6 separate regions of the Homo sapiens genome follow, and all the other regions are linked to region 2. Evidence: chromatin loops called from intact Hi-C (ENCODE). Cell type or tissue: CD4-positive, alpha-beta T cell. All regions are shown on one strand. Region 1 has its middle 190 kb from the start of EFCAB11. Region 2 overlaps EFCAB11 (EF-hand calcium binding domain 11). Region 3 overlaps FOXN3 (forkhead box N3). Region 4 overlaps EML5 (EMAP like 5). Region 5 overlaps LOC124903356 (a long non-coding RNA gene). Region 6 overlaps PTPN21 (protein tyrosine phosphatase non-receptor type 21).

Evidence for each region. Peaks named below come from ENCODE experiments on the same cell type or tissue, not always from the same donor. Only the 100,000 strongest peaks of a DNase experiment are listed, where the experiment ranks them.
Region 1: a loop joins it to region 2, with 2.3 times the contacts of the local background. A loop is called at or near these places in 14 of 110 quality-filtered maps.
Region 3: a loop joins it to region 2, with 10 times the contacts of the local background. A loop is called at or near these places in 42 of 110 quality-filtered maps.
Region 4: it touches region 2 in a loop (39-fold over the local background); 26 of 110 quality-filtered maps call a loop at or near these places.
Region 5: it touches region 2 in a loop (9-fold over the local background); 92 of 110 quality-filtered maps call a loop at or near these places.
Region 6: a loop joins it to region 2, with 7 times the contacts of the local background. A loop is called at or near these places in 4 of 110 quality-filtered maps.

What each region holds. Positions count from the first base shown.
Region 1 is chr14:89,765,890-89,770,889 of GRCh38, reverse strand. No RefSeq gene overlaps it. Among named protein-coding and RNA genes, the nearest start is that of EFCAB11, 190 kb to the left of the region's middle. RefSeq lists enhancers at 2,599-2,648, 3,438-3,707. In CD4-positive, alpha-beta T cell, CTCF peaks have their summits at 2,718 and 2,925 (motif pointing right); a DNase peak (open chromatin) is centred at 2,939.
Region 2 is chr14:89,913,498-89,918,497 of GRCh38, reverse strand. All of the region lies in intron 5 of EFCAB11 (EF-hand calcium binding domain 11), which reads left to right. It overlaps LOC124903358 (a long non-coding RNA gene), which reads right to left. Exons shown (of 2, transcript XR_007064300.1): 2 at 4,477-4,639. Among named protein-coding and RNA genes, the nearest start is that of EFCAB11, 39 kb to the left of the region's middle. In CD4-positive, alpha-beta T cell, CTCF peaks have their summits at 2,837 and 3,042 (motif pointing right); a DNase peak (open chromatin) is centred at 3,047.
Region 3 is chr14:89,174,748-89,179,747 of GRCh38, reverse strand. The region is part of intron 5 of FOXN3 (forkhead box N3); the gene reads left to right. Among named protein-coding and RNA genes, the nearest start is that of FOXN3-AS3, 170 kb to the left of the region's middle. RefSeq lists an enhancer at 4,050-4,551. In CD4-positive, alpha-beta T cell, a CTCF peak has its summit at 2,099 (motif pointing left); a DNase peak (open chromatin) is centred at 2,117.
Region 4 is chr14:88,665,733-88,670,732 of GRCh38, reverse strand. All of the region lies in intron 21 of EML5 (EMAP like 5), which reads left to right. Among named protein-coding and RNA genes, the nearest start is that of ZC3H14, 110 kb to the right of the region's middle. RefSeq lists an enhancer at 2,159-2,338. In CD4-positive, alpha-beta T cell, a CTCF peak has its summit at 3,103 (motif pointing left); a DNase peak (open chromatin) is centred at 3,072.
Region 5 is chr14:89,024,376-89,029,375 of GRCh38, reverse strand. LOC124903356 (a long non-coding RNA gene) reads right to left here. Exons shown (of 2, transcript XR_007064297.1): 2 at 3,567-3,884. Among named protein-coding and RNA genes, the nearest start is that of TRA-AGC15-1, 48 kb to the right of the region's middle. RefSeq lists silencers at 1,787-1,926, 1,947-2,156. In CD4-positive, alpha-beta T cell, CTCF peaks have their summits at 1,743 and 1,942 (motif pointing left); a DNase peak (open chromatin) is centred at 1,915; H3K4me3 peaks cover 1,031 bases; H3K27me3 peaks cover 3,652 bases.
Region 6 is chr14:88,489,570-88,494,569 of GRCh38, reverse strand. The region is part of intron 10 of PTPN21 (protein tyrosine phosphatase non-receptor type 21); the gene reads left to right. Among named protein-coding and RNA genes, the nearest start is that of PTPN21, 63 kb to the left of the region's middle. RefSeq lists an enhancer at 1,938-2,127. In CD4-positive, alpha-beta T cell, CTCF peaks have their summits at 1,999 and 2,207 (motif pointing left); a DNase peak (open chromatin) is centred at 2,169.

The DNA.
Region 1 (5,000 bases), 150 kb after region 2:
ACTTTAGGCACAAAGTTCTTTTCATTGATAGGCAAGTTTGCCCCTTTAAGCAGGGAGTGGGAGATGTCCTCGTGTTTGGTTTAGGCTGGGTCTCTCCAGACCAGTTTGTCTTTAGAGCCCATTGGAAGCAGTACAGCAGCTCAGTATCTGTTGTCTGTTCCCACGGTGGCTAGCGGGGATGGGGCTTATCATTTCTATGAGAACTGTAATGAATCATATAGGGGGAATCCTGACTTGAGGCGAATAGAGGCACACAATTAGTTAATTGCATCGATTTTACTGGTGGATTGCTCCCTATCTCAGTTCCCACACATTGCTATGTAGCTTGCAGTGTCTCTTATGGTGGGAATACACTTCTCTGCTCCATTGATATTGGACTTGGCACCATGACTTGCTCTGGCTAATGAGATGCAAGCGGAAGGGAGTCTGTGCGGGTAGGAGCTGAAGCTTTGGAGGCTTCACCCTTGCTTTCTTTCTCATTTATTCCTTTCCCTCTTCCATGGGAATGGCATGTCCCCGATGGGCACCGCTCTTTCAGCCTGGGCTGTCACATGCAATGTGAGTGAGAAATACATACTTGTTATTGTGAGCCACTGAGATGTTAGGAGCACTTGTTACAACATGTAACCTAGTGAAAGCTGACTGATACAAATGGTCACTTATTGTCCTGGTCATTCTGGTGAAAAATGGTCCAACCCTTAAACATGTGGCTATAGACTGAGCTTGTAACAACTCTACCCAAGAAAAACATCCTAAATCGAAGAAAATGAATGAACTACAGTCAGATTAAACCAACAATAACAAGAAGCCAATTTCGTATATCAAATTTGCAAGGGCTATAAAAATAATAGTATTAGAAAGAGTATACCAGAAACAAGCATTCTTAGACATTGTTAGTGGAAGTATAATTAGAACCACAGTGCTGGAGATAAATTCAGGAGCAATACTGATACCAATAATAGATGGTATTTATAGAGTGCCTTTATGTGCCAGGTTCTACTATTTTAAGTTTTTTTTGTTTTTTTTTTGTTTTGTTTTTTTTTAGAGGGAGTCTCGCTCTGTCACTCAGGCTGGAGTGCGGTGGCGCAATCTCGGCTCACTGCAATCTCCGCCTCCTGGGTTCATGCCATTCTCCTGCCTCAGCCTCCCGAGTAGCTGGGACTACAGGCGTCTGCCACCACACCTGGCTAATTTTTTGTATTTTTAATAGAGACGGGGTTTCACCGTGTTAGCCAGGATGGTCTCAATCTCCTGACCTCGTCATCTGCCCACTTCTGTCTCCCAAAGTGCTGGGATTACAGGTGTGAGCCACTGTGCCCAGCCTACTATTTTAAGTTTTATTGACCTTACTTGAATTAATAAAATTGATTTACATGTACTAACGTAATTCTTGTAATCATCTTGTAGGGAAGGTATTATTCTTAAAAATATATATATTTCAAAACCCTTAAAAATGTTTCTTTGCTCTTTGACGCACATCTGGGAGTTTATCCTAAGGAAATAATTACAGATGAGGTGAAAAAGCTTTATCTAAGAATGTTCGTGGCAGAATCGTTCATAATTGTGAAACTCAGAAGCAATATAAACATCCAGAAAATTGGAATCTTTTAAAAAAGTTGAACGCTTTAAAAGAGATATAAAAATATATGGTGGACATGAGAAGACTTTTATTTCCATTAAGTAAAAAAAGCAGCACTTTTTTTTTTTAGTGGCAGGGCACAGTGGCTCACACCTATAATCCCAGCACTTTGGGAAGCCGAGGCAGGGGGACCACTTGAGGTCAGGAGTTCGAGACCAGCCTGGCCAACGTAGTGAAACCCTGTCTTTACTAAAAATAAAAAAAAAATTAGCCGGGTGTGGTGGTATGCACCTGTAGTTCCAGCTGCTAGGGCGGCTGAGGCAGGAGAATCATTTGAACCCAGGAGGCAGAGATTGTGGTGAGCCGAGATCGCGCCACTGCCCTCCAGCCTGGGTGACAAGAGTGAAACTTCGTCTCAAAAATATATATAAAATAAAATTAAAAGTAAAATAATTTAAAAAAGCAGTTTAGTGAAAAATGCAGTGTAGACCTGCATTGTGTAATACAATAGCCACCAGCAACGTGAGCACTTAAAATGTGACTAGTCTGGGCCAGGCACAGTGGCTCATGCCTATAATCCCAGCACTTTGGGAGGCTGAGGTGGGTGGACCACCTAAGGTCGGAATTCGAGACCAGCCTGACCAACATGGAGAAACCCAGTCTCTACTAAAAATACAAAATTAGCCGGGCGTGGTGGCACGTGCCTGTAATCCCAGCTACTCGGGAGGCTGAGGCAGGAGAATCGCTTGAACCTGAGAGGAGGAGGTTGTGGTAAGCTGAGATTGTGCCACTGCACTCTAGCCTGGGCAATGAGAGCAAAACTCCGTCTCAAAAAAAAAAAAAAAAATGTGACTAGTCTGAATTGAGAAGTGCTGTAAGTGAAGACTTAATATGGAAATAAAAGAATATAACAATATTTCATTAATTTTTATGTTGATTCAAGGTTGAAATGATAATATTTGGGGCATATTACTAACATTAATTTCCCCTGCTTTTTTTGTACTTTAAAAAAATGTGGCTACTAGAAAAACTTGAAATTTCATATGTGGCTCATATTTATTTTAGGACTTGTGACCACACAGTTTCTGTTACAACTGCTCACTTGCGTTGTAAGTCAAAGCAGCCATAGATGACATAGAAATGAATGGACATCTCCGTGTTCTAATAAAACTTTATTTATAAAAACAGGTAGCCAACCAGGAGGGCAGTAGTTTGCTTAACCGTGGTCTAGACCAGAGTTTCCTAACCTTGGGCCTTTTGACATTTGGGGCTAGGTAATTTGTTGTTGTTGAGGGCTGGCCTGTGCGTTTTAGGATGTTTAGCAGTATCTCTGGCCTCAACCACTAGATGCCAGTATCACCACCTGCCCCAGTTTTGACAACCTAAAATGTCTGCAGACATTGCTGAATGTCTTCTGTGGGGGAAAAATCACCCTGATTGAGAACCACTGGTCTAGCTCATATGATTTTATTTCCGAGAAAACAAAAATTGTGTGCATGTGTAGTGTTCTGGATGGGTACACACCAAGGTGCAGGAGTTACGTGTTTGGTTTTTTTCCCCATCTTTTCATTTTTTGCATTTTCTAAATTAAGCATAGGTTATTTAATATGTAAAAAGGAACAATCGTGGGGCTGCATGTGGTAACTCGGGCCTGTAGTCCCAGCTACTTGGGAGGCTGAGATGGGAGGATCGCTTGAGCCCAGGTGTTCCAGATGCTTCTGGGCAACATAGAGACCCCATTGCAAAAAAAGTAGGGGGATGGGGCAAATAAATAAATAAAACAATTGTGTAGACAAAGAAAGCCAAAAAGACAAAGATAAAATGAGACTCAGAAAGAAATCCACGTGTAGAAAAGAAAGTGAGAGTTGGGGGAGAATGCTACTTCATCCCCAAAAGACAAGTTCTCTACTTGGCCAGGCCCTCAACTGCCACTCCAAGATGTAATATCAAGGGCAGCAGATGTGGTTGGGCCAATGATCTCTGGGTTGATTATGGGTTTGGAAAAATACATCGGCCACACTGGAGTAGGCAGGCCCTCGCCTGGTGTGGTGTAACTATTTACCAAAAGGAAGCAGGCTTGATTTTGATGTACACACCACACCTCCTCAGGTGTAAGGCACACTGGGACCTCCACTGCTTGAGTCCACCAGGGAAAGGAGGAAGTAAGGAGTTAGACAAGATTTCAGAATGAAAAATTGAAACGCTGACTGCACTGAACTACTTCTCACAAAAGCCCAGGCAGTAACATTTTAGCAACTAAAAAATCAGTGCCAATTTACTGATATTTAAAATTCATGTTATTATAAATCAATTATTATTATAAGTAACTTTACTTTGTGCTTGCCATGCACCGGGCAGTGTACCTCATTTAATCTTCCATAATCTTCCTTATAGTGCTGAAAGGTAGGTGCTGTGCTTAGGATAGTTTTCCAGTTGTGGAACCCAGAGCTCGGAGATGGTAAGTTATATGCCTAAGTCCCACAGCTAGCAAGAGATGGAACCAAGGCTGTAGGCCACTCTCTGAGTTGACAAGTCATGCCCTTGTGATCTAAACTACAAGGGTGTACATTTTCTCTTGGGATTCAAGTTCTTATTTTGAAAGAAAAATACATAGCTCCTAAGAATTATGGTTTTTTGGAATTAGTCCTTTCCAGGAAAAAAAAGACTTTGCTCACTGTCATCATTGGTGAGAAGCTAATAAGCATGTCAAGTTCAGGTGTAGTTTGAGCAACTCAGTGAAGAGGTAGAGAGAGGTGAGGCAAAGATCTAGGCAGGAAGTGACCCTGAAAGCTGGGTGGCCTGATACTGGGATCTGGGTGGTGGGTCCATCAGAAAAGGGCCCCAGCCAGTGTCTGGAGAGATTGAGGGCATGACAGAGAGAGACTAGACTCCATAGAGAGGGCACTGGCAAGAGCTGGACAGGCCGCCATCATGGAAGAGGGGTGCTGGGAGGGAAACTGATTCAGAAGTACAATTCTCTGGTATGCAGGCACAGAAGTGCCAAGCAGCAGTCCTACAGCATGACCATGGACATTAACTCACTGACTGCTCTGTGTGGGAGTCGGTCAGCTCCAGAGCGGGGGTGAGGTGGCAGATGAAGGGTAGAGGTGATGCCAGGTGTCTGGAGTAGGGGAGGCAGGTGTGGCAGAAGCTGTGGATGGCCCCCAATGCCTGTTCTTCCCTTCTGCCTTGGTACTAGAGCTCCCAAATTTTATGAATAACTGGGCACATGGCCACCAACCTCCCTTGCAGCTCAGTGTGACCATGCCCTTCTTCTCCTACTATCCTTCCTCTGGTAGGGATGCAATGGCTGGAACTCCAGCAGCCATTTGAGACCATGAGGTGGGTTTGGCATGGTGGCTCATGCCTGTAATCCCAGCATTTTGGGACAGCAAGGTGGGAGGATAACTTGAGGCCAGGA
Region 2 (5,000 bases):
GTGTGATCTCGGCTCACTGCAACCTCCACCTCCTGGGTTCAAGCGATTCTCCTGCCTCAGCCTCCCAAGTAGCTGGGATTACAGACGTGTGCTACCATGCCCGGCTAATTTTTGTATTTTTAGTAGAGATGGGGTTTCACCATGTTGGTCAGGCTGGTGTGGAACTCCTGACCTCAGGTGATCCACCTGCCTTGGCCTCCTAAAGTGCTGGGATTACAGGCGTGAGCCACCACGCCCAGCCTTCCTTTAATTTTATTTCTGAGGAAAAGGGGTCTCTTCTTTTTTTCCTAATTCCTCTCTTTTGTTCTGGTCTTCTCTCTTCCCCTTTTTTTGATCTAAGACATTTCTCCATCAGCCATTCCCACTTCTGTTTATAATGCCTATCCCTGCCTGAAGATATACTCATATCCATCCTAGAAAGCTGCTCTCCCCAACTAAGTACCTCCAGTTGTCCCCTGTCCTTTTTCTCAGGGTTCATTGTTGCCAGCTTCTCACAGCATTCACACCCTGCCTGGAGAGCCAGTCCTCGATTCTCGCTCTTCCCCAGCTTTCATTGCACTGTATTGTCCACTGCAGTCACAGTGCTTCCCGTTCATTGATTACCAACTACGTGTTGCCTTACTTAGTCCTTACAGTGACTCTCCACATCAACGGCATTTCTATCCATTTTACAGTTAAAGCTGAGAGTCCTTTATTGCTCAATTCAAACCAAACAACTAATTCGCAATTATTATTATTTTTTTGGTCAAAGAAGTCACAGAACCAAGCCCCTAGGGCAATCAGAATTTTTTATTTGATTATAATCATGTTGCTGGTACTTGTTAATGGTCAAGTGTTTTCATAACCTCAAAATGTTATTTTCTTGTTTAGAAATGCCACTGCCTAGTAATGATAATGATGGAGTAGACTGAATTTACAGGTAGAATAAAATGTCTGCACTCCCATGTTAATTGCAGCATTATTCACAATAGCCGAGATATGGAAACCCATATTAAGTGCCCACCACTGGATGAATGGATAAAGAAATTGTGGTATGTGTGTACAGCAGAATATTATTCAGCCTTAAAAAAGAAGGAAATCCTGCCATTTGCAACAGCATGGAGGAATCTGGGGACATTATGCTAAGTGAAAGAAGCCAGACACAGAAAGACAAATATTGCATGATATTACTTATATGTGACATCTAAACTAGTCAAACTTGGAGAAAAAGAGTGGAATGGTAGTTGCCAGGGGCTGGGAAGTGGGGAAGATGGGGAGATGTCGGTCAGAGGATACAAAATTTTAGTTACAGGGTGAATGAATTCTAGTGATCTAGTGTACAGCATGGTAACTATAGTTAATGTGTTGTGTACTTCAGATTTGCCAAGGGAGCAGATCTTAAGTGTTTTCAACACACACATACACACACACACACACACACACACACACACACACACACACACACGAAGCATGTCAGGTGATGGATATGCTAATTAGCTTGACTGTGAGTCATTACACAAAGTATACTTTTATAAAAACGTCATCTTGTATACCTTAAATATAGACAATTTTTTGTCAGTCATACCTCAAAAAATGTCTACACAGACTTAGTGAGACTCATGACATGAGTCATGTTAAAGGATATAAGAAACAAATAAAAGTTTAAAAATGCTTTTCTTAACCCAAGTCTTATTGTTAGGATTCCTCATAATCCAGTCATGACTTCAATTAGAAATCCTTGCCGTGGGATATCAAGACTCTTGTCCAAGGAGAGGAAGGGGCAGGAGGGTCTCACTCTTGTTCTCTCCTTGTAAAAATTTAACTCTGTTTGCAGGAGAGAGTATTTGACGAATACATGAACAAATAAATGAATGAAATGAACGAAGGAATAGAATTAATCTGATCAAAGTTTACATGTTCAAATTATGTGTTGAATTGGATAGAGCAGCTGCTGGCCCTTACTTTTTTCTGGGCCTATTTCAAATGGTCTTCTTTACTAGGCTTTCAATTGGAGATTTAGACTTGGAGGCTTTAACAAATATGAATTGAGTACACATTTGTATAGCGATTTAAACTGCTATTATCACAAAATTGTCACAGTAGTTTTAAACTCTGTCAGATGGCTTTTAACCAAACCCTGCCATCAGAGTCAAATTTGATTCTTTGGATGGTTCTTTCCTTTTTTCTGTCTCTTTCACATTGTCTAGTAAAGAAGTTTCTTCAATGACCAGTTTTGTCATAGAGTTGGTGCCATTTATTCTGTGGGTTACAAATTTATCATCACAAGTAGCTAGATGTACTTCTCATAGACAACTTGTATCCACAAATTTGTTGTTTTTTTCTTTTTTTCTTTTTTTTTTTTCTGAGCCATTCTCCCTAGAAAACACAAATTGTTTTGGGGGGAAAAATTAGACTGTTCTTCAGGGGTATTTATTTTCATGATTCACTGTGCAGAGATCGGAGTTGTGCCTTAAGGGCTTGGCTCTGCTCTCTTGATACTGGTATCCATTGCTAGGTGTGGCTCAATTAAACAGGAAGGATGGCTAGATAGCATATATATTCACATGTCAAATGGCAGCATCCATCTTTGAGACAGGAATCTTGGTGGGAAAAGTTCAATTTTTTAACAAATGTGAAATTACCTCCTCAATCATTTTTATTTCCGGTTAAATTAATGTCTTATATAAACACTGTAGGCTAGCATAGTATTTGATACCATTTAGTTTGCTCTCTCTTTTAGTTCCTAATTTTCATTGTAGTTCTCAGTGTTTGCTTTTTGAGTGTGAGTTTATGGCAGAATAAATCAAATTAACTTTGGTGGGTAGATTGAGTTTTCTCTGATGACCTTTACTAACCAAAACATACTTTCTTCTCAGGTGAAAAAGCCAGAGTGGATTATTATTTATTTGACTGACAAAGAAATGCATTTCTAATTTTATTTAGTGACTAAAATAAATTGATTCACCGTAAATTAAATATGAAATAAATGCATGATCCTCTCTTAATGAACCAAACAGATTGAGAGCCGAGCACCTTTGCAGTACACCTCTTTCACCAGTTGGTGGTGCCAAAAACTCTGCTAAGAAACTGATTGAAAGAACAGAAGGTTAACCAGGAGCCTTTCTTAATAAGCGTTATTTTTCGTAGTTTTTGAAAAATTTGTACTGAAAACATATGCCCAAATTATCGCATTTTCTAAGGTTAGGAAGCAAAGCTAATCCCTCTGGTGACCAGCAGAATATATTTCTAGTAAGCTTCTGTAATAATGTCATTGGTCTATGTTAATATTCACATATTGGAAATTGCAAAGTTGTGTAACATCTGACTCCATCCTGGAAATAGCCTTTAGTGTGCTTGCCTGGAGAGTGGAGGAGCAAATGATAATAATGTGTACAGAGAAGAAGAGTGATGTTCCTGGCTATATTTATTGTCGAATTTAGGTCTTTAAAAATATTGACTTGCGTTATTATTACTATGTGTTTTTTTTTAACCATTAATATATTCCTGTGACAGCAGGAACATTGCTTTTTTGTGTGTGTGTGGGCGGGGGCGGCTAGGTTTGTTTAACCCTTTACTGTTTAGCCCTGAAAAAGTCCAAATGGAGCAGTAGCCTGTTGCTTGAATGTGTCCTGAGATACAGTCAAAAGAACCCAGCCTTTGGAGTCAGAGAGATCAGGTTTTGAATTTCCCTACATATTTCATAACTGTCTCTCTCTTTTTTTTTTTTCTTTTCGAGACCAAGGTCTCACTCTGTTGCCCAGGCTGGAGTGCAGTGGTGCGATCTTGGCTCACTGCAACCTCCACCTCCCAGATTCAAGCGATTCTCATACCTAAGCTTCCCAAGTAGCTGGGACTACAGGTGTGCACCACCATGCCCGGGTAATTTTTGTATTTTTAGTAGAGACGGGGTTTCACCATGTTGGCCAGGCTAGTCTCCAACTCCTGGCCTCAAGTGATCCGCCTGCTTCATCCTCCCAAAGTGCTGGGATTACAGGCGTGAGCCACTGTACCCAGCCTTTCATAACTGTCTTTTAATTACTTATGCAGATTTTTTACTGCTCAGTTTTTCCAGTTTGTAAAATGGAGATAATAACATCTTCCCCTCAGAGTTGGAGTAAACATCACCTGAGATAACGGATGTGCTGATTAAGTGCTCCTCACCCTGTCCTTTTCTAGTTTAAGCACAGACTCAGTTCTTTTTGAGCCTCCACCACATCCCATGCTCTTAGCCAGGGCCTTAGGACCGGAGTCCCTCCTTGGGTGTGATGATGCCTCATGCTGCGTTAATGAGAAGATGTTTCCAGGTTGTAAAGTTCCACAAGGATTTTGTAAAGAACTCACAAAAGAGATACTCATATTGTTAGCTATATGTGGTGTTCAGATATTTGCCCGTCTACCCTGGGATGTTTCCATGTTGATCTGAATCTGCCTAAATGTTTAAGATTGGAGAAGGGAGCACAGGGTTGCTGACAGGTGTAGCAACAGTGTCCCCAACAGTTCATTCATCCATTTATTCCACAAACTTTTACTCAACATTATTATTGCTGGGTCTCCGGCATACAAAGATGAATTCCCAGAGAGCCTGAAGATGCTTCTGAGAGCTGCAGACTCAAGGAGCAGGATGCTTTCTGCTTGGCAGGAATTGATAAGCAGCCCTGATCTATGAAAGAGCAAGAAAGATAAATTTAAATATTTTTTAAAATATTATTTTACAAAGTTATAAGACTGTAAAAAAAATTTTAACTTTGAAAAACTCTGATAGTTGTATTAAGCTTTTGATAGCATCATGTTTGGAAGAATGAGCAAATCAGAAGAAGCCTTCAGCGTGGTTGGTAAAGTCATAAAACACTGTTAATTAGGAGCTTTAGCCCAGTATAGAATTTTAAAATACAACTGTATAAGGTATATATATTTTTTAGGAATAGCACAACTAACATCTTTGATTAGATTCGATTGAAAGATTCAGACCCTTAAGATTTAGAGATTACGGAATCATAGAACTGGATGGTGGCTGGGACTTT
Region 3 (5,000 bases), 740 kb after region 2:
GGAACCAGCATCAGAGAAACTTCTCTTTGCCGTGAACCGATTAGCCCCATGCTTTAGCCCTTCAATGAGTGACCCTGTATGGTAGCAGTTTCTCTGTGTGTCCCTTTCTGTCCTGGGTGCTTTGTGTCCTGAGGATGAGGGCTAGCTCTCAATCAGTTGTCTGATGCCGCATCACTATTGCATGTGCCAGGTCCTGGTTGCTTGTTTAGAAAAAGCCTGTCTCACTGAGCTGCATCCCTTGAAGGTACCATCCCTCTCCTTCTGCGTTTACGGATCAAGTTTGCACCTGAAGGCCATTTTGCTTTCATAGTGTTTCATGTCCAAAAGGAAACCAACCCAGAAAGTGTGTTTAGCTGGGCCTGAGGGAGAAGCAAGGTCAAACTCCCCTGCCGCGTGCAGCTTCTCCACGAGCTTGTCTTTTAACTCCTCCTGCTGTTGTCAGGACAAGTCGCATAATCTTCAGAGCAAAGGTCTATAGGTTCTGATAAGATGGGAAGTTGTTAGCAATTAGAATAGCAACAAATTATAAAACCACTTATCATTTCTACTAATCTGACAAGGGGATATTTTCCAAAAATACATGGAAAGGTTTTTCTTGTACCTCCCCGGTATCTTTCCTGGCTACTCTCAGGTCAATAATTCTTGAGTTCCTAAGTGGTAAGCCTCTTTCCATGAAGCCAAAATTCCAATGCTCTTACCTCACATTTATGAAAAAGACATACTCTGTTTTTCATTCTTTCTTAAAATCTTTCCTGTGTTGCCTCATAGTTTACCTTCTTGGTTGAGAAGACTTGGAGACTGTGAACTATTTTTGCTTGGAGCAACAATGTATTTTTATTAGCAGATTCTAAATATAGACTTACAGTTTATCCTCTTGACCATTTTTTTTAGTGCCTTCAAGAGTAGCTTTCACTATGGGCCCAGCCATACCTTATAGAAGGGCACAGAAAAGCCAGGCGGACAACAGGTGGACCTTCAACAGGAGCCGCCTTCTCATTTTAATTCTTACTCTCATGGCATTTATGATGACAAATTTTACTGATTAGTTCCCTCTTGAGGTGTTATTTCAACTACCGATGGTTTCTTTCTAGTTAGAGAATAACAAAGCACTGCAGCAAACAGTCTTGTTTCTGTTGAAAGTTGCCACTCATGCAGTCCACTGAGTGCCTCAGCTGGGCTCCTTCCAGAGTAAAAGAAAACAAGACAGCCTCTGAGCCAAACTTGTGTATCAGACAGGTTCAGTAGGGAGACAGAAACCACACCAAGTAATTGAACAGAGAGACTTTAATGTTAACCAGGGCTGGGTGTGGTGGCTCATGCCTATAATCTCAGCACTTTGGGAGGCTGAGGCAGGAGGATCACTTGAGGCCAGGAGTTCAAGACCAGCCTGAGCAACATAGGGAGATCCCAGCTCTACAAAAAGTTTAAAAATTCGCCGAGGCCGGGCACATTGGCTCACGCCTGTAATCCCAACACTGAGAGGCTCCGGCGGGTGGATCACTTGAGCTCAGGAATTTGAGACCAGCCTGGGCAACATGGCGAAAACTTATCTCTATTTAAAAAAAAAAAAAAAATGACCTGGGCATGGTGGCACACACCTGTGACCTAGCCACTCTGGAGGCTGAGGTGGGAGGATCCCTTGAGCCTGGGAGGTCAAGACTGCAGTGAGCCGAGATTACTCCACTGCACTCCAGCCTGGGTGACAGAGTGAGACCATGTAAAAATCAAAATGATTAGAAAGAAAGCAAAGCTGTGAACCAGGTAGGAAGTTATTAACTAGGTAACTGAAAGGGTAAAAGATGACTCAGGGTATCATGGAGAGAGTCATTGCAGGAGGCAGCTACCACCTCTAGGGTTGACGGAACAAAGGGAAGAGGTTGGAATGATCACCCCATGGAGCTGAAACTCACCTTTGCGTGGGGGGCAGGGACTAGGAAGCAGCCTCTGATGGTGCTGGTGCCCCTAAGGGAACACAGTTCTGCAAGTGCTGGAAAAACTGCAAACTGGGTTTGGCACCTCCGAGAATGAATGCTGCTGCTGAGGTACAGAGGCATTGCTGGGTGGCACAAGAACAGGAAACAGGCAGGAGCCAGTTCTATCTTTCTCCACCACCTTCTCAGTCTCTCTATGGCACCCCCTGGTGGCGGAGCCTCACATGGAACCCAGTGGTAAAGTCCAGCCCCAGCCCCAGCCCCAGCCCCAGCCCCAGTTTGGGAAACAGAGTAGAAGGGTGGGTTTGAGACTGAGTGGCAATAGCTTTGTAATGGCACAGCTTGCTTCATCTCTGTCCACTACAAAAGGATGTATAGTCTAATTAAGGAGTGACTTTCCTGAGCATCATAGGAGTTTTGAACAAAATCATTTTGGTAAAATGTGAAACCATAGTTTGCAGAAGCTAGGCAAGTTACGATTTGCATAAACAGATAACCAGTAAAGAGGCCGGGCACGATGGCTCACACCTGTAATCCCAGCACTTTGGGAGGCCGAGGCAGGCAGATCACCTGAGGTCAGGAGTTCAAGACCAGCCTGGCCAACATGGTGAAACATCATCTCTACTAAAAGTACAAAAATTAGCTGGGTGTGATGGTATGTGCCTGCAGTCCCAGCTACTCAGGAGGCTGAGATGGGAGAATCGCCTGAACCCAGGAGGTGGAGGTTGCAGTGAGCCGAAATTGTGCCATTGCACTCCAGCCTGGGCAACAGGGCAAGACTCTGTCAAAAAAAAAAAAAAAAAAAAAGAAAGAAAGAGAGAGAGAGATAACCAGTAAAGAAAACCATTGTGCATTAGCAGTTAATTGTCCAAATACCAATTCTGAACTTGCCCCCCTCAGTTTTAAGGGAAATTAGGGGAAGAGGGGTAGTAAGCTCTGGAACATTAGGGGTACTTGCTTGTAGTATCTTTGCCCTCTTTTTGTAGGGCAGGTAGTAGACACTGAGATGCTTTTGGAAAGAAGGAACACAAACATAGCTATGGAGGCATCTGCCTAATCAGTGTCTGTGTAAAACCCATTAAGAAGTGCTTGGGGAAAAACATCTTGTTTTGCATTTTCACATTCATCATAATTTTAACATTTTTAATTTGGCCACATGTCAGTGGAACCCAAACTCAGCCAAGGCTAAAAAGGAAAGCAGTGCAGTGGAGACTAGAACAACACAGAATGTTATCTCCCAGACCACGTGGCAGTGCCCAAGTATTCTGTGTGTGCTCAGATGTTTACAGGGGTTGCTGCCCCAGTCTGTTCAGCTGGGGCCCAGGGAGGGCGGGAGAGTCATTAGCACCCACTAAAGACCAATTTCCCACTCTCTTTTGTGTGACAGGTTTTCCTTGTGAATCTAAGCGACTTCTCCTTAAGTGAAAATATTTGTCTTTCAGGGATTTTTTTTTCCTCCACAGAGTGGCAAAGGCCATGTTTGTTTGTCTTAACTCTGAAACTGTTATTGACATAGATGAAGTGTTACTTTTATTAGCTGATCATTACACAGCTTCTATTTGCCAGGTTCCTTTGCATATAATTATGATGTGAAATCTCCTTGTAAGAGTATCTGTCAATAGTGTAATTGACTTTACGGTGTTGACTTTTTACTCAATAACCTCCAAGATTGGCCCATCCTTAGACGTTGGAAACCTGCTTATTTTTAAATTTGCCTGGGCGTCAAGTCCTCAAGACACATCATCCTCAAAATAACTACTCACACATCTTAAAGTTTTATGCCTGTGTCTTCGGCTGCTTTCCCAGGAAAATCCCTTGCAGAGATTGCATTGAATGGAACCCATGATGGATAGCCCTGGGAGAGCTGTTGCTGGCCTTCTTGGGAAGGAGGAGTCCCAGGTTTCTTACATTCACAGCATCGTGGGCTGTCCCACACCCTGGGTTGGGTCACAGCAACCTCCCTGGATCTCAGCCACCTTGCTTTTAACCTTTAGGGCTCTTTTTGATCCCTACATGCCTCATCAGGTGGCAGAAAAGAATGACATGTCCAGGGCTCGCTGGAGGATTGGGAAAAAGCTGATGTGGGGAAGGCCTGTTCTGTAGCAACTGAACCAACAAAATACGTACGTGAACTCAGGAACCACATTTCCTCGGTCCATCTCCTGCAGCCGTGTGACCTCAGGGAAGTGCCCATGGGCTTCTCAAGAGGAAACGTGTGTCTGCCTCATGTGTTATTTGGATTCACACACAGCTGTGTGCCCAGCACATAGTCAGCATTCTGTAGGTGTTTGATAAATAAGTAACATGGAAAGCCTCATGGATTCACCTAGCCTGTCTCTCACAGACCTTCCCAGGTTTCCTTCCTGAGCACTGGAACCTCAGGTACCCCAAAACCTTAGGAGAAGGCTTAAATTAAATTCATGCCACCTTTCAGCACAGAGTACATTTGTTGGCAAAGCCATTGGCTTTGAAGAGTGCTGGCCATAATCTGGACTACAAGTCTAGATCACCCTATTTGTTGCCAAATTATATGAGAGTTTCATCCAATCACCGTCTAAGGCTGCTTAATTTTATTTGGATCTCCAGCAACCTCAAGTGAAAAACTGCACTTCCCATGGAACATGAAGCAAGTCAGGCATTAATGGTCTGACTGTAGTAGCAAACATTAATTCTTAAGGTCATGTCAAAATAGAATCATCGGGAAAACCCATCTCTCAGCCTAAGTTCTGCTCCGGATCAGCTGTCTTTATCTCCTCCCTTGAGAAGATGTTTGTTTCAGTAGTGTAGGAAGGTGGCAACCTTTAGTATTAAGATAGGGTTGTTGTCCAATTATGTAACTTGAGGGTAAATTGGCTGCTGATCTTTTCTAGTGTTGTATTTTGTTCTGTATGTAAAGACCAAACACCTGTTGGCCTTTGTCTTTGAAATCATGGTCTTTGAAGGCAATTACAAAACTCAGTATTAGATTTTGCTTTGTAGTGGGAGGAGAAGAGAAAATACTAAAGAGCTAGGTTTAAGGGAAAGTGGGGAAAGAATCCCAGTTACACAAAGCATGCACTGAATTCCCTC
Region 4 (5,000 bases), 1.2 Mb after region 2:
CAGGTCATTTGTGTTCTTCTCTAAACTGGTTATTCTGGTTAACAGCTCCTGTAATGTTTTATCATGGCTCTTAGCTTCTTTGCATTGGGTTAGAACTTGTTCCTTTAGCTCAGCAAAATTCATTATTACCCACCTTCTGAAGCCTACTTCTGTCAATTCATCCATCTCAGCCTTTGCCCAGTTCTGTGCCCTTGCTGGAGAGGTGTTGTGTTAATTTGGAGGAGAAGAGGCACTCTGGCTTTTTGAGTTTGCAGCATTTTTTTTCTTTGATTCTGTCTCATCTTTGTGAGTTTATCTAGCTTCAGTCTTTGAGGCTGCTGAACTTTGGATGGGGTTTTTGCAGGGACTTTTTTTGTTGATGCTTTTGTTGTTGGTGTTTGTTTTTCTTTTTTCTCCTTTTTTTTTTTTTTTTTGAGATGGAGTCCTGCTCTATCACCCAGGCTGGAGTGCAGTGGCATGATCTTGGCCCACTGCAACCTCCACTTCCTGGGTTCAAGCAATTCTCTGCCTCAGCCTCCCAAGTAGCTGGGATTACAGGCACCTGCTACCACACCCAGCTAATTTTTTTTGTTTTTTTTTTAGTAGAGATGGGGTTTCACCATCTTGGTCAGGCTGGTCTTGAACCCCTGACCACATGATCCACCTGCCTCGGCCTCCCAAAAGTGCTGGGATTACAGGCATGAGCCACTATGCCTGGCCTGTTTTTCTTTTAACAGTCAGACCCCTCTTCCTCTTCCAGCTGAGGTTTGCTGGAGGTCCACTCCAGACCTTCTTTGCCTGGGTCCCTCCCACACCTCGAGGTATCACCAGTGGAGGCTGCAAAACAGTAAAGGTAGCTGCCTGCTCCTTTCCCTGGGATCTCTGTCCCAGAGGGTCACTGAACTGATACCAGTGGAAACGCCCCTGTATAAGGTGTCTAGCAACCCCTGTTGGGGTGGTCTCACCCAGTCAGGAGGTACAGGATCCAGGACCCACTTAATGAAGCACTCTGACTACCCCTTGGCAGAGGGGGTGCATTACACTGGGGGAAATCCCACTTGTCCTGACTGCCCAGATTCCTCAGAGCTGGTAGAGGGAAAGACTAAGTCTGCTGATCCATGGAGACCACGGATGCCCCTCCCCTCTAGGAGCTCAGTCCCTGGGAGATCAGAGTTCTGTCCACAAACCTCTGGCTGGAGTTGCTGAAATTCCTGCAGGGAGGCCCCGCACAGTGAGGGGTTATGGTCAGGGTCCGACCTAAAGAGGCAGTCTGGCCACCATCTGCCACAGCCTCTGTGCTGCACTGTGGTGAATTCCTCCTGGGTCTAAACTGTCTATTTTCCCAGGCACCATCAGAGGAGAAATGGCAGACTGGAGCTGCAGTGATGTCTGCTGCCCCTCGCCCAGGGAGCTCAGTCATCTGAGGCAGCAGACAGCCAAAGTGATGACAGCCGTCCCTTCCCCCAGGAACTTGGTAGTCTTCGGCAGTCTGTAGCTAAGTGGCCACTGAGAATCTGTGCAGCTCTATGCTTGGGACTCAAGGAACTGGTGGCATGGGCTCACGGAGGGGATCTCCTGATCCACCAGTTGCACAGATCCATGGAAAAAGTGTGGTTTCCCGGGCAGGATAGCACAATCACTCACTGCCTCTCTTGGCTGGGAGTAGGAGCTCCCCTTGTCCTGTGCAGCTCCCAGGTGGGCTGTCACTCCACCCTGCTTTTCCTCACTCTCCATGGGTCATGCCAACCACCTTGTCAGTCCCAATGAGAGAACCTGGATACCTCAGTTGCTGGTGCAGGATTCACTTGCCGTTTTCGGTCTTCTTGGTGGGAGCCTCTGACCACAGCTGTTTCTAGTTGGCTTTCTTGGCCCCTCCCCTTCCAAATGTGGCTTTTTTGCTCTGGGTTTCTGCTCCCCTTTTAATTTTGATAACTAGAAAATGTTTCTAATTTTTCAATGATCTCAGCTATGAATTTTAAAGGATACTTACTATATTAATCTTCCCTTAAACTCAACTTTCTACCTGCTTTATGCCTGCACCCAACCAGCAGAATAAGCATTGAGTAAAACAGGGAACTGTGATAATTGACCTCACTACTATTCTGTTTCTCTTCCCTCTTTTGTAGCAGAACTCCTCAAAATAGTTGAGGCGCCCTTCTCTGTGTGTTCACATGACAGTAGCTCCATAACCCACTCCAATTAGGCTTTTTTCCCTACTTGTCCATTTAACCTGCTGCCAATCTGTTGATCACTTCCTGGTTCTCAGTGTATTCACCTCACAGCAGTTTGTGACACAATTTATCATTCCCTTTTTTTTTTCTGAAATACTTTATTCACTTGTCTCTGGAACCCGTGCGTGTCTGTTTCTTCTCTCTACTTCACTGACTCCCTTTTTCTGTTTCCTTTGCTAGTGCTATCTCTTCTTCCTGCACTCTGCATTTAGGACTGCTCCAGCGCTTCTCCCCGGACTTTTCTTTTCATATGTACACTCACACTTTAGATTCAGTCGGTCACTGTCCAGTCAGAAGATGAGACTACAAGGCTTATTTGAACAGTGGGAATTTAATAAAAAGAATTGCTAACTAGCAAAAAGTGATTACCTACTGAAAAAGCCTTAGAGGTAGCCACCATAGAAAGCAGCAACCCTAGTACTAAGGGAGAGTGAACAAGTTAAAGGTGATTCAGACCTGTTTGGAAATGGTGTGGCTGCCACCAGAACATTCAGTGAGCTTGTGGCGAAAAAGCTTGCCAGAGGGTGCAGCCCTCAGTGGAACAGTGAGAGTAGTCACTTGGTGAAGGAGAAGCTTGCCAGAGGCAGCAGGCCAGAGCTGAATGGTCAGAACCACTGCTTGAAGAGCTTAACCTAGGGCAAAATCATTGAACTGTGAGGACTCCTGCCAGAGAATCTTCCTGAAGTCCGCAAATTGCAGCTAAATTGTTAGAGCCATTACAGTGATGGTGGAGAAACTTGCTGAAAGAGGCAGTTGGGGCTGCCACTCTGGTGAATGCCATCAGGCCCCCTTCATGCCAGTGCCCGGGCTCTGTTAGTAAAACAGCACACTGGAGGAAGGGAGTCACTTCTGTTTTGGCCTTGTAGTGTCTCTCCAGCTCCCTCTACTGGCAAGCTAGCAAAAAAGTCTGTGAGGCCCAAAGTGGCAGATTTGGAACTGAGAGGCAATAAATTAATAACCAGCACAGTCTTCCCCTCTGGCTAGTCAGGATCCACATGAACCTTTATACACACATTTGAACTTCAGTACAATCACAGAACTAACCTTATGTTTCTACCCAAAGAGATGCAGCTACCCTTGGTACAAGTGAAGTAGTTCTCACCCCTAAAGAGAGAAGACCTACGCTATTCTCAAATTTAGTCACGGTCTTATATTCTTTTAACACAAGGAATATTCTTTTAACACAAAATTGTAAAGTTAACCTCCAACAAACTTGTATAAAATATGAAGGAGAAAAAGGAGAGAAAAGTCAAATAGTTAATATACACAAATAAAGATATACATATAACAAACATTATATGCAGCTCCTGAAAAGGATTCATATATTAAATTGTCTCCTTCATGTCTTCACTTGAACTTCTCATAGGCATCTTTAACTTAATTTGTACAGAACTAAGCACTGGTGGTTCCTCCTCTAGTTTATCCCATCTCAGTAAATGGCATCACCACTCAAGCAAAACCATGCCCTTGACGCCTTTCACCCCACATCCAGTTGGTCAAAGTTCTGCCAGCTCTATCTTTGAAATATATCCAAATCCTTCCTCTTATCACCTCCACTGCTGCCACCCAGCTCCAGGTCATCATCATCTCTTGACTCTCAAATCTGAGAAATCACATCTTAGATTTCTTCATTTCCAATGTATGCTTGATAATTAAATGACTACTTGTTCTCAACTTATGCTATAACTTTTCATTCTGTATATACCCTGTCCTTTCCTCATCAGATTTCATACAAGATACCAAAATCCTTAGGGCTTTTGAATATGTTTGCTGCAACCCTTGCTGTTAGGGTAAGCCCTTTTTTGTGTTTATCAATGCAGCACTAACCCTTATTTTTACGAATGTTAACATCATTAATGACATTAATGAACGATATTAATTTATCATTAATAATAAAAATATCATTTCATATATGGTTCTGAAACGTATATATACAGATGTATCTTCCTACCTTTAATAATGGCCTATTAGATTTTTAAAAATATTTTAGTTTCATAGGCCAGGTGCTGTGGCTCATGCCTGTAATCCCAGCACTTTGAGAGTCTGAGGCAGGTGGTTCACCTGAGGTCAGGAGTTCAGGACCAGCCTGACCAACATGGTGAAACCCCATCTCTACTAAAAATACAAAAGTAGCCAGGCCTGGTGGCACATGCCTGTAATCCCAGCTACTTGGGAGCCTGAGGCAGGAGAATCACTTGAACCCAGGAGGCGGAGGTTGCAGTGAGCTGAGATCATGCCATTGCACTCCACCCTGGGCAACAAGAGAGAAATTCCATCTCAAAAAAAATTACTTTTATAAAGATGACTTATTTCTTAAATTTCTGTTTTTTTGGAAAGAAGCTACAAAGGTAAAACCTACTCTGCAAAACTTCCACATATATCATTGGCTTTTTATGTTAATTAAAATCTCTCATTCTTTTTCATCAACTTAATTTCTTTTAAGGTAAATATCCATACTTGCTTTTGTTGTATTCAGAAGTGAGTTTCATTCCTGCTTAGAATTCCATACCATTGACTTCTATAGAAAACTTAATCTGTATCTCGACTCCTTTTTAATATTGATTTGAAGCCATAATAAAGAGGCAACCTTTTTAGCAAATATTTTTTTTTTTTTTGAGGCAAGGTCTCACTCTGTAACCCAGGCTGGAGTGCAGTGGTGCAATCATAGCTCACTGCACCCTCAACCTCCTGGGCTCAAACAGTCCTCCCGCCTCAGCTTCCTAAGTAAATGGGACTACAGGTGTGTGCCACCATGCCTGTCTATTTATTTACTTACTTACCTGTCTTCCC
Region 5 (5,000 bases), 890 kb after region 2:
GGCTAGAAAGATACACACAGAGATATCTCCATGCTTGCAAGAAAGTAGCATGGGAATCTAGTGCCCTAGGTTTACAACTGTGGTCCTATTCTCTCCTCTTCCCCCAGGGTCCTCCCCACAACACACTCAACAGAGGATTCTGTTACCTGATCAGATACCCGTTAGTTGATTCTGCTATCAGAATATTGTTGCATTTGCTTCAGATGAACCTAAATGAGAATATGCGCTGTAACAAAAGCACAAGTTCCCCAACCAAGTACTGTATAATACAGAAGTTTAAAGAAGATGGTTTGTTTCTCTCTTAAATAAGCATCTCTAGGTGAGAGATCCTGGTTGATGGAGCAGCTCTGCTCCATGCAATGATTCAGGGATCCAGGTTCCTTCCAGCTTGTTGCCCTAGTCTGCAGGGTCAGAGCTGAATTGTGACCTCTTGTCTGCAGGGTTGTTGCCCTTGTCTGCAGGGTCAGAGCTGAACTGTGAGCATTTTCCTACTTGCTGGAAGGGAAAAGAAGGAAACTCAGGAGCACTCACGAAACTCAGGAGCTTACATTTTAAGTTGAAGTACAAGTTTTAAGTTGTCTTTTAAGTCGACTAAGCTAGGCTATCTCCCAGAAGATCACCTGGGATTTGCATATATCCCTTCTGTTCACATCCCATTGACTCAAACTTCACTAGAGATCCACCCTGGGAGGAAGAAGGTGGCTCAACAGCATCCGCCTTAGATTCTATCACCATGACATGAAAGAGCAGGGGTTAGGGTGGTGGTGGTGGTGGTGGTGGAAGGGAGGAGTAGATTTGGAGCACTCTGCCTCAGAACTACAAGAACAGGCTGAATCTAGTTTTTGTGTCTGCTTATTAATAGCTATTGTATGTATGACAGAATTTGGTCTCAGAATTGCTTTCATGATAACACACGTGATGGGGACTTGGTCACTCTCAGCATGGAGTGGTCGGAATCACCAGGAGCTTGTTAGAAATGCCAGCGTCAGGCCCACTGAGTCAGAATCTGCTCTTCAGCACATGCCCAGGCTATCCGTGGGGAATCACCGTCTTCCCCATCTTTATCTGGTCTTGACTGTGTCCTCTTACATGGACAACTTTCCGTTGACTTCCATGGCTAGAAGAGCCCAGCCAGCACCTATGAAGTTGTTTGTCAAACTGACTAGGGACCCACTAGTGAGTAGTGAGATTATTTTAGCACCCAGCACTGAAAGGTAGAAAAGACACAGTACAGAATCAAAAAAGAAAACAGAGTGCATCACACTAATTAAGGTTAAGTGTCGTTTTCAGTTCTATATAGGTGTGTGTGTGTGTGTGTGTGTGTGTGTGTGTGTGTGCGCGCGCGCGCGGACAGGGACGTAAACAGACATCTCACTGTAGGTCACTGTCAAAAACCGGTAAGGACTGTGAATGCCACGGAGATAGAGGCTGTGACCGAGTTTGCAGAGCTGGGACACACAGCCCTGGGGTTGAACACCGCCTCTCAACAGTGTGGCCTCCGCCAATACCGAGCCTCATTTCCTAGCTTGCAGAACGGATTAACTCGGACCTGCCGGGTGTTGTGGCGGCTACTGGGACCGGCTGGGAATGAATCCCTGTGGCTCCTTCCCTTCCCCTTAGTCGCGCCCCTTTCTTCTTACGGACAGGAGAGTGGACTAAATGCAGATTCCCAATTCTTCGGCCTCAGTTTCCCTAAGGATCTCATGTGAGCGTTCAGGGTCCGCGTCGGCGATGCGTCCACCAGGCACGGGTCCCGCGGGGAGGGGAATGACCTACACTTGGCCTCGCGACCCTGCGGGCGCCCGGGTTCCAGGATGAGCCCCGGGCGTGGCTGGGGAGTGCGCGCGTCCCGGCTCCACCCCACCCCGGGCACCCCTGGCCCCCAGTCTCCGCCAGCGGGCGGTGCGGCAGCGCCACCGTGTGGCCGCGCGACATCAAAGCGCCGCGCCTCTGCCCGCTGGCGGGTCCCGCGCCGCGGAGCCGGAGAGCGACTTCCCCGGAGCTAGGGCGGTGCAGGAGGGCATCTGGTCCAGGTCCCCCGACACACCTCAGGATTTTCTTGCACTCCCCCCGCCCCCCGGCGGGGCTGCCAGCGTCACCAGTTACGAGTGGACGGAGCGGAGGCAGTGCCTCCCTGCCCTCGGTGGAGGGCGGGGCCGAGGGCACCTCGGCCGGGCCAGGCCTTCCCCGCCCGTCGCATCGTCCCATTCCGAGGTCCGGGTTCTGCGTCTACTCTTGGATCCGGCAGGTGCGGGAGGAATAATGGGCAGCACCCGAGGAGGGTGCCCAGACGAACGTGGATAACGGAGACGGGCAGCAGAGAGCTTCCCGAGCTCCTGTACCCAGGCCTTGTCTTTGGGCAACAACTGCCTCGCAGGTCCCAGAGTGGCCTCAGGTCCCCGGGTCGCGATTCCAGAAATCATCTCCGGGGGCCCAGCACGGACACGCTCCAGACCCGTGAGTTCCCCAGCGCCGTGCCGGGAGGTCAGGGGCGCTGAAAGAAGGAAGAATTCAGCCACCTCTCAGCATCCCTGTTACCTCGAGGACGCGCCTCTCCGCCAACCCCATCGTGGGCTCTTGCTCGCTGAGGCTCACCCTGGGTCAGGCACTGCGCTGACCCCCTCGGAAAAGAACCTTATGAGCATTTGACAATTTAGAGAGGAGTAAAATGAGGCAGAAGAGACTGAGTAATTTGCCAAGGTCACCGATTAATAAGTAACAGACGGGAACACAAGTCTATCTCTCAAGCCCATCGCCGATGGTTGAGACACAGCCTTCGGGTCTCTGTTGCTTCTCCACCCCCAGCCTTCTCCGAGGCGAGCTTATTTATTTATTTATTTTTATTTTTTGAGACGGAGTCTTATTCTGTCGCCGAGGCTGGAGTGCAGTGGCGCGATCTCGGCTCACTGCAACCCCCGCCTCCCAGGTTCAAGCGATTCTCCCGCTTCAGCCTCCCGAGTAGCTGGGATTACAGGTGCGCACCACCAGGCCCGGCTAATTTTTGTATTTTTAGTAGAGACGGGGTTTCACCATCTTGGGCAGGCTGGTCTTGAACCCCTAACCCCGTGACCCACCTGGCCTCTCAAAGTGCTGGGATTACAGGCGTGAGCCATCGCGCCAGGCCAAGGAGCTTTTATTGAGCGGAGTCGGGGAAGGCTGGGGATTTGGGAAGAGAACTCACATCTAACCAGAGCATGGGACTTCCCACTGCGCCCTGTGGCCGCCACGCCCAGGCAGGAGCTCCAGGCTGCATCCCTGTCTGTAAAATAGGAACGCAGGAGGGTTCCTGCCGCCTGTCTGTGACGCACGTCCCCTTCCTGCAGCCTCCCATCTTGACAATTTCAACTCTCTCACACGGAGGAAGACAGGCAGGAGAGGTTTCCATCGAGAGCCTGACTTTAATTATCCTGCGGGCTGGGAGGATTCTGGGATTGCCCATGGGGATAGTGTTCATGATTAAATCCACTTAATCTGGTGCAAGTTACTTCCAACTTTCTGAATCAGCTCTCTTGTAATTACTAATAACAGCGGATGACTTTTAAAGCACTCATCAAGTCTAAGCAGAATTCAAGATGAACAAATTTAGTGTTTACAAAAATATTGCATGTGGTAACATTAGACTCGTTGTCCATATAAGGAAATTGAAACACAGGGAAGTTAAGTAAGCACAGAGAGCCAGTGGCAAAGCCAGGAGTCACACCCAACCATCCAGGCTCCAGAGACCCCTTTAGCCGCTATGCTGCTGATGAAGACAAGACACCCAGAGCCTCTCTCCAGGTTTTCTGGAGTGCAGAGAGAACAAAGATGCACCCTCAAGGAGACACCATTTTTGCAACCGTTGTATCATAGTCCTCAATTTGTAGAACTAGGAGATTTTCTTCATACTGTTCAAGAGAAAGAAAAAAGGAACTTAAAAAGTAACTCTCTTTTGTGACTGTTCCTGAGAGTACTCTAAGGGAGGAAGATGTTCTCTGTGCCTAGAAGTAATAACATTTCATCATACAAAGATATATAGAGACCAGTATAAAGTCCCTGTTATCACCTCCTAAACACTTCATTCTTTTTATTCCGCATGGAAATATGCTTATGTTTTGAGAAAAGATGCCCATCTTTTTACAGCTTTTAAAACAGCAAAAGCAAAGACACCAAAATTTTGTGTATTTATGTGTCCCATAGCGTGAACGGTTAGGTTGTGTGGCAGATTGTATTTTCCAAGAGTGGCCACCACAATACATCACATTCCATATGCTCTTCTTAAAGTGTAACTGTGACATCCCTTGAACCTGGGTGGGTCTGGGCTGACTTCTTTGTATCCTCTCCCCTTGAACTTCAGTGAACTTTTGTGATCAGTTGATTGTGGCAGAAGTGATGATGAGATCATAAAAATGCCATGTGCATCTGCCTTGCTGTCTTGGGACACTTGCTCCTGGAACCCAGCCGCCATGCTGTGAGGAAGCCAAGCAGCCACATGCAGCAGCCACGAAGTAGGCGCTCTGGCCACAGTCCCAGCTTAGGTCCTAGCCAACAGCCAGCATTGATCCCCAGATATGGGAGCAAGTGTGTCCCCAGGCAATTCTGGCCTCCAGCTTTTCAGACACTCCAGCCAATGCCGTATGGAACTGAGATGAGCTGTTCCTGCCTAGCTCTGCCCAAATTGAAGATTCATGAGCAGAATAAGCAATTATTGTTGATTTAAGCCACTAAGGTTGGGAGGTTTATTACTTGGCAATAAGATGACCAGAACAGATTCTCCACACTTTTTTCACTATCGTGAACTGTTCTGCAGTGAGCTTCTTTGAGCATATTGCCTTCTGTACATACCTGATGGTTCCTCTAGGAAGACTTCTAGAAGCAGAATTGCTGAGCCACAGTATAAACCTCAAAGGGGATAGAGCAGTTAAGATGAATTAACAATATCTATGTCTAACAACATGGATCCATCTTGAAAACATGTTAACTGAAGTATATGCAAGGTATAAAATGATACAGAATAGTATTAT
Region 6 (5,000 bases), 1.4 Mb after region 2:
CCACCTCAGCCTCCTGAGTAGCTGGTACCACAGGTGTGTACCTGGTTAATTTTTTGGTGTTTTTTATAGAGGCAGGATCTCCTTATGTTACCCACACCGGTCTCAAACTTCTGGACTTTAGGAATCCTCCTGCCCCGGCCTCTCAAAGGGCTGGACAGGTGTGAGCCACCAGGCCTGGCCCCATTTTACTTCTAATAAAAGTACGAGGCCATACACAGTGTGGTCCTTGCCTGGTTTCAACCTTATGTCTTTTATCCTCCTCCCTGCTTGCTCTGTTCCAGCCACAGTGGTATCCTGGCTAGGCTGCAGATGTGCCTCACCCTAGGGGATGCTGTCCTTGCTCTTTTCCCAGGTCTCCACCTGCCTTGCTCCCTCATTGCAGCCTGCTGTCTGGTCAGATATGACCCTCTTCAGAGGCTGTCCCTGATTGTCCTATGGTACCCCCCTTCCACTATGATCTGTCTCTTTACCCTCTAACTTTGTTTTGTTCTTTATAGCACTTAGCACCATGTGAATTTCTATATTTGTTTGTTTGTTTGTTTGCCTGTATCCCCTGCCAGCAGGTTAGCTCTAGAGCAGTGCTTGAGGACAGACACTCTTCCCTGCCTTCAGTGCTATATTCCCCATGCCAAGCAAGGGCCTGGCTCACTGTCGGCCTTAATGAATTTGTTCAGCTAATCTATAGATACAGGTGTTAAGAGCTCTGATTCAAGATGTCTTGGTGCTGTAAGATCCCTTAGGAAAATGGTACGTCACCCAGAACTGCCAAGATAGGAAAGGCTACCCAGCCAAGTGACATCTAAGCTGAGACCCGAAATGTTGCACTCAATTCCCACAACCTTTCTTTAAGCTGTCCTCTTGTCCCTGGTCCATGTCTGGAGGCACCTCCTGGAGCTCCCTCCCACTTGGCCCCCCACGCCCTATCTCATCTGTATGCAGTCAGTCTTCTGGATAGATAAGCAAAATATGTAGCACTGCTCTTGAAGTTACATGTCAGGAACAAATCTGAGCATGTGCCTCTCACCCGCCCCGTCCTGGGTACAGGATTAAGGGCAGACTCCTGAGGTCCTTCTCTGGACTTAGCTGCCCCAGCCCAGTTGGCCTTGGAGTCTGACTCCAGGAAGGCATCTTTCCTTATCATGTGAATGCCCCCAGCCCAGGCCTTTGCTAAAATGCCCTTCCTTCCCTTCTCTGACAGACTCTTAGTCATTCTTCAAGATTGAGTTTAAAATACAGCCCCCATAGACACCACCAAACATTCAGTTTGCTTAGTCCTTGACACCACTCTGAAAGTTGTTTTTTCTACCTCTTTTATAACAATGACCTGAATAATTCATAACAATAATTTAGTAAATGCTTGCTCTGTGTCAAGCATTATACTGAGAGCTTTTATTTTCTTTAATCCTTACAGTAACCCTGTTGGGCACAATTATTACTATCCCATTATTGATGAAGGTATGGAGACTTACAGAAGTGAAATGTCTTGCCCTGCCACACAACTAGTAAGTGGAGCAGCAAGACTCGAGCCTGTGCTCTTAGCCGCTGTGCTAGCCTGTTAGAGTAGTTCCTGCCTGCTTTTTTCATATTGACAGATATCAACTGACAGATCATTTTCATTTGATCTGTCTCTCTTGTTTGATGAAGCTCCATGAGGGCAGGGTCTCCTCTTCCTCATCTTCGTGTCCCCTGTCTGGCAAGGTGCCCGGTGCATAAGGGCTTAGTGAACAATGGGAGCCGGAGTGTGGCAGTGATGGGAGTCACAGGGGAGAAGAGCACTTTTGCTCCTTTGTCTCTTCCTTTTATTACAGATTGTAAATGAGGCATGGGGTGGAGGCAAAGTCTAACAAGGGCATTTTGTCCCTTAGCACCAGGAAGGAAGGAGAAAGGCTGTGGAAGTGCCTTCTGTCTTGCAGGGTGTGAGAGAAACTCTGGGCAGGAGCAGCAGTGTAAAGATAACATGCGGGGATGCCCACCCGGACGGGGAGCTGGCCAGTGGTTTGCATGTATGGCCCAGTCCCTGTCTCTTCTCTGCCTTCCCCTGCACCATGTTTGCATCCGAGTCCCCATCGCTGGTCTGGTGATGGGATTTTCGTAAGCACTGACAGGGAGGAGGAACCTGCTTTCTTTGTAAATATGGGAAGCGGTTTCTGCTAGGGGCCTGGGTGTATTTGCATATGAAAGTGTTCCCCCTGGTGGTGATATTCAGTAGTGCTACTTGCCTTTGGGGTTCCCTGGGGCTGGCCTGGTTATCCAGCCATATGTGGCATGATTTCTATGCAGAAGTAAGTTCTAAGATTCAAGCAGTAGATAATGCAGTCTGTTGGACCACAGCATTTTCATTTTAAAGACTTTAATAAGTTAAGAGTGTTCATAATATTGAGCCATTATTACCTCAGTTTGTTTCTTCTCTGGAAAATAGTGGAGAGTCTACATTTTGAATAAACCATAAAACATAATCCCTTTCCATGAGGCATCCATATTGGTTGGTGGTTAGTGCCTGTTTTTTGTTTGTTTGTTTGTTTTGTTTTGTGTTTTTTTTTTTGCAAATTAACAACTTGTAATAAGTAAAAGAGGGAAGAGGGAAAAGCAACAAATGATTGATTATGGTGAATGAGTCTTAGAAATTCAGCTCTAGTTTTTGGAATATTGCTATTTATTGGCAAGTGTGAACAAAACTACATTAATGTCATCAGTTGCATATGCTATACCTAAATAAGGAACACCTGAATCTTTTTAAAATGGAATAGTTATGTTTAAAGGGCTGTTTTCCAAAGTTTGCTTTCAATCTCTATATATCCAATAGATTGTGGCAGTCGATTTCCATGAGCTATTCCTATGTAATTACTTATGATTCATTCTGTAGGGAACTAATATATTTCATTGTGAGCGTTTGTTTCCCACATAAAGTAAATGAAGCTTTTAATATTAGCTTTTAAAATTTTGCTTGATAATAAAATGAAAAGAACTTTAATTGTTATGGCCATGTTTTAAAGGCTCTCAATATAGACTGTTTAGTCATGTTCCAATATTATGATTCTGAAGTATTGGTAGACTTGTTGTCATGGGCCAGATGGGTAAACTAAAGCGTGATAGGCATTTAACAAAACTGCCCCTGGCCTGGAACTGGACGGTGGCTTCTGGACATCTGCTTTGGGCTGGGGTGACTGGTGGCCCAGGAGATAGACTCGACTTGCACAGAAAGGGGAACTGTAATCCCAGGGTGTCCCCTTTACCCCCAGTCCTGATCTATTGTAGTTTATTGCTGCTTGGGATGGCCTTATGTGACTCATCTAATCTTGACCCAGATAACTATATTTTAGTATTTATACAATGGCATAATCCAACAGCCTTCTCCCTCCACCCCCTAACAAAGTGCATTAGATAACAGAATGATCGTTATCCAAACCTTAAAAATGTTAGATGGATAACAATCTGTCTTTTAAAATTATAAAGTGAGGATATTGAGACTTTTATACTTAATATTCCTTTATGGTTGAATTGGGAATTAAATGACATAATAATGTCAACCTGTTAGATCAGAAATCTGCTTCAAACCCACTGTCTCTCACTCTAAGCCCCAGAACTGGTCATGCTGTAAGCACCCTCCCTGATTTATATAAGGAAAATGCCGAGAGAGTTGGGGAGTCATGAGAGGCCCCTTGGTGTAGGTGGCTCCCCTGCTCTTTTCTGTGAGGAAAAGGGAGGATGGTATCCTTCAACCTGCAAAGCCAAGTGATAGAGGGTTCAAGAGACTTTCTCCAGAAGGGAAACTTGTATTTCAGACTGCAGCAGGCCACTCGCTGAGCGCAGTGAGATGGCTGGTGAGTGCTCCCTGCAGCTCAGGGGTGTTGGTGAACATAGCAGCCGGTGTCCACCTTGGTTCCGGAGACTTTTGTAATCAGGAGACTGACTAGAGTAGGCCCTGCCTGGAAAGGGAAAGAGTTTACCCATCTTCTTGGCCTACTGCAGGGCTTGAAGAGACTATAGGAAGTCTGGAAGAAGATGGAGCAGCCCCTATCCCATTCCAGTCCCCTGAGCCCCAGAAGTGTAGAGAGGACCCAGTAGTTCCCATGGATCCATGTGAAGGAGCAGGGCAGGAAGAGGTGGGAGGGGAGAGGAGGAGCAGCCACAAGGCCAAACAGTGGGACCTCTGGGTATGGGGACATGGACCCCTGGTGGAGCCGAGGAGAGGCAGCGGCTTTTTCTGAGTAGGTTCTTATATGGATAAAGGTCAGTGTCACCCTGGAAAACCACACATGTCGGCCGGTCACGGTGGCTCATGCCTGTAATCCCAGCACTTTGAGAGGCTGAAGCAGGTGGATTATCTGAGGCCAGGAGTTCAAGACTAGCCTGGCCAACAAGGTGAAACCCCGTCTCTACTAAAAATGCAAAACTTAGCCTGGCGTGGTGGCGGGCGCCTATAATCCCAGCTGCTCGGAAGGCTGAGGCAGGAGAATCCCTTGAGCCTGGGAGGTGGAGGTTGCAGTGAGCCAGGATCGCACCACTGCATTTCAGCCTGGGCGACAGAGCAAGACTCCATCTCCAAAAAAAAAAAAAGAAAACCACACATTTCATGGGGCTGGAGTGACACTAGGGCCTCTCCCTCCATCAGTATTCCTTCCCAGTTACCTGAGATGGTCTCTGCTGGCTTTGTTCCTCTCCCATCCCACAATGCCAGGAAGCTACACCTAAGGCGGGGTTTGGTAGGGGGGTGAACAGTGGAAGCAGGCATCCCAGAGCCAAGTCAGTGACCTGTAAGCAGCTTGGATGCAGCCCTGGTCTACCCAAGTGTAGGCTGGGAGGAGAGCATTTATTCTTCCTTACCCTTACTATAGTGAGCTCAAAAGGTGTAAGTCATTGAGACAAACATTTGCTAGGTATTTCCACCATCTAACACTTTTATTTATTTATTTTTTTAAAGAGACGGGGTCTTGCTCTGTCTTCCAGGCTGGAGTGTGGTGGTGTGATCATAGCTCACTGTAACCTCAGACTCCCGGGCT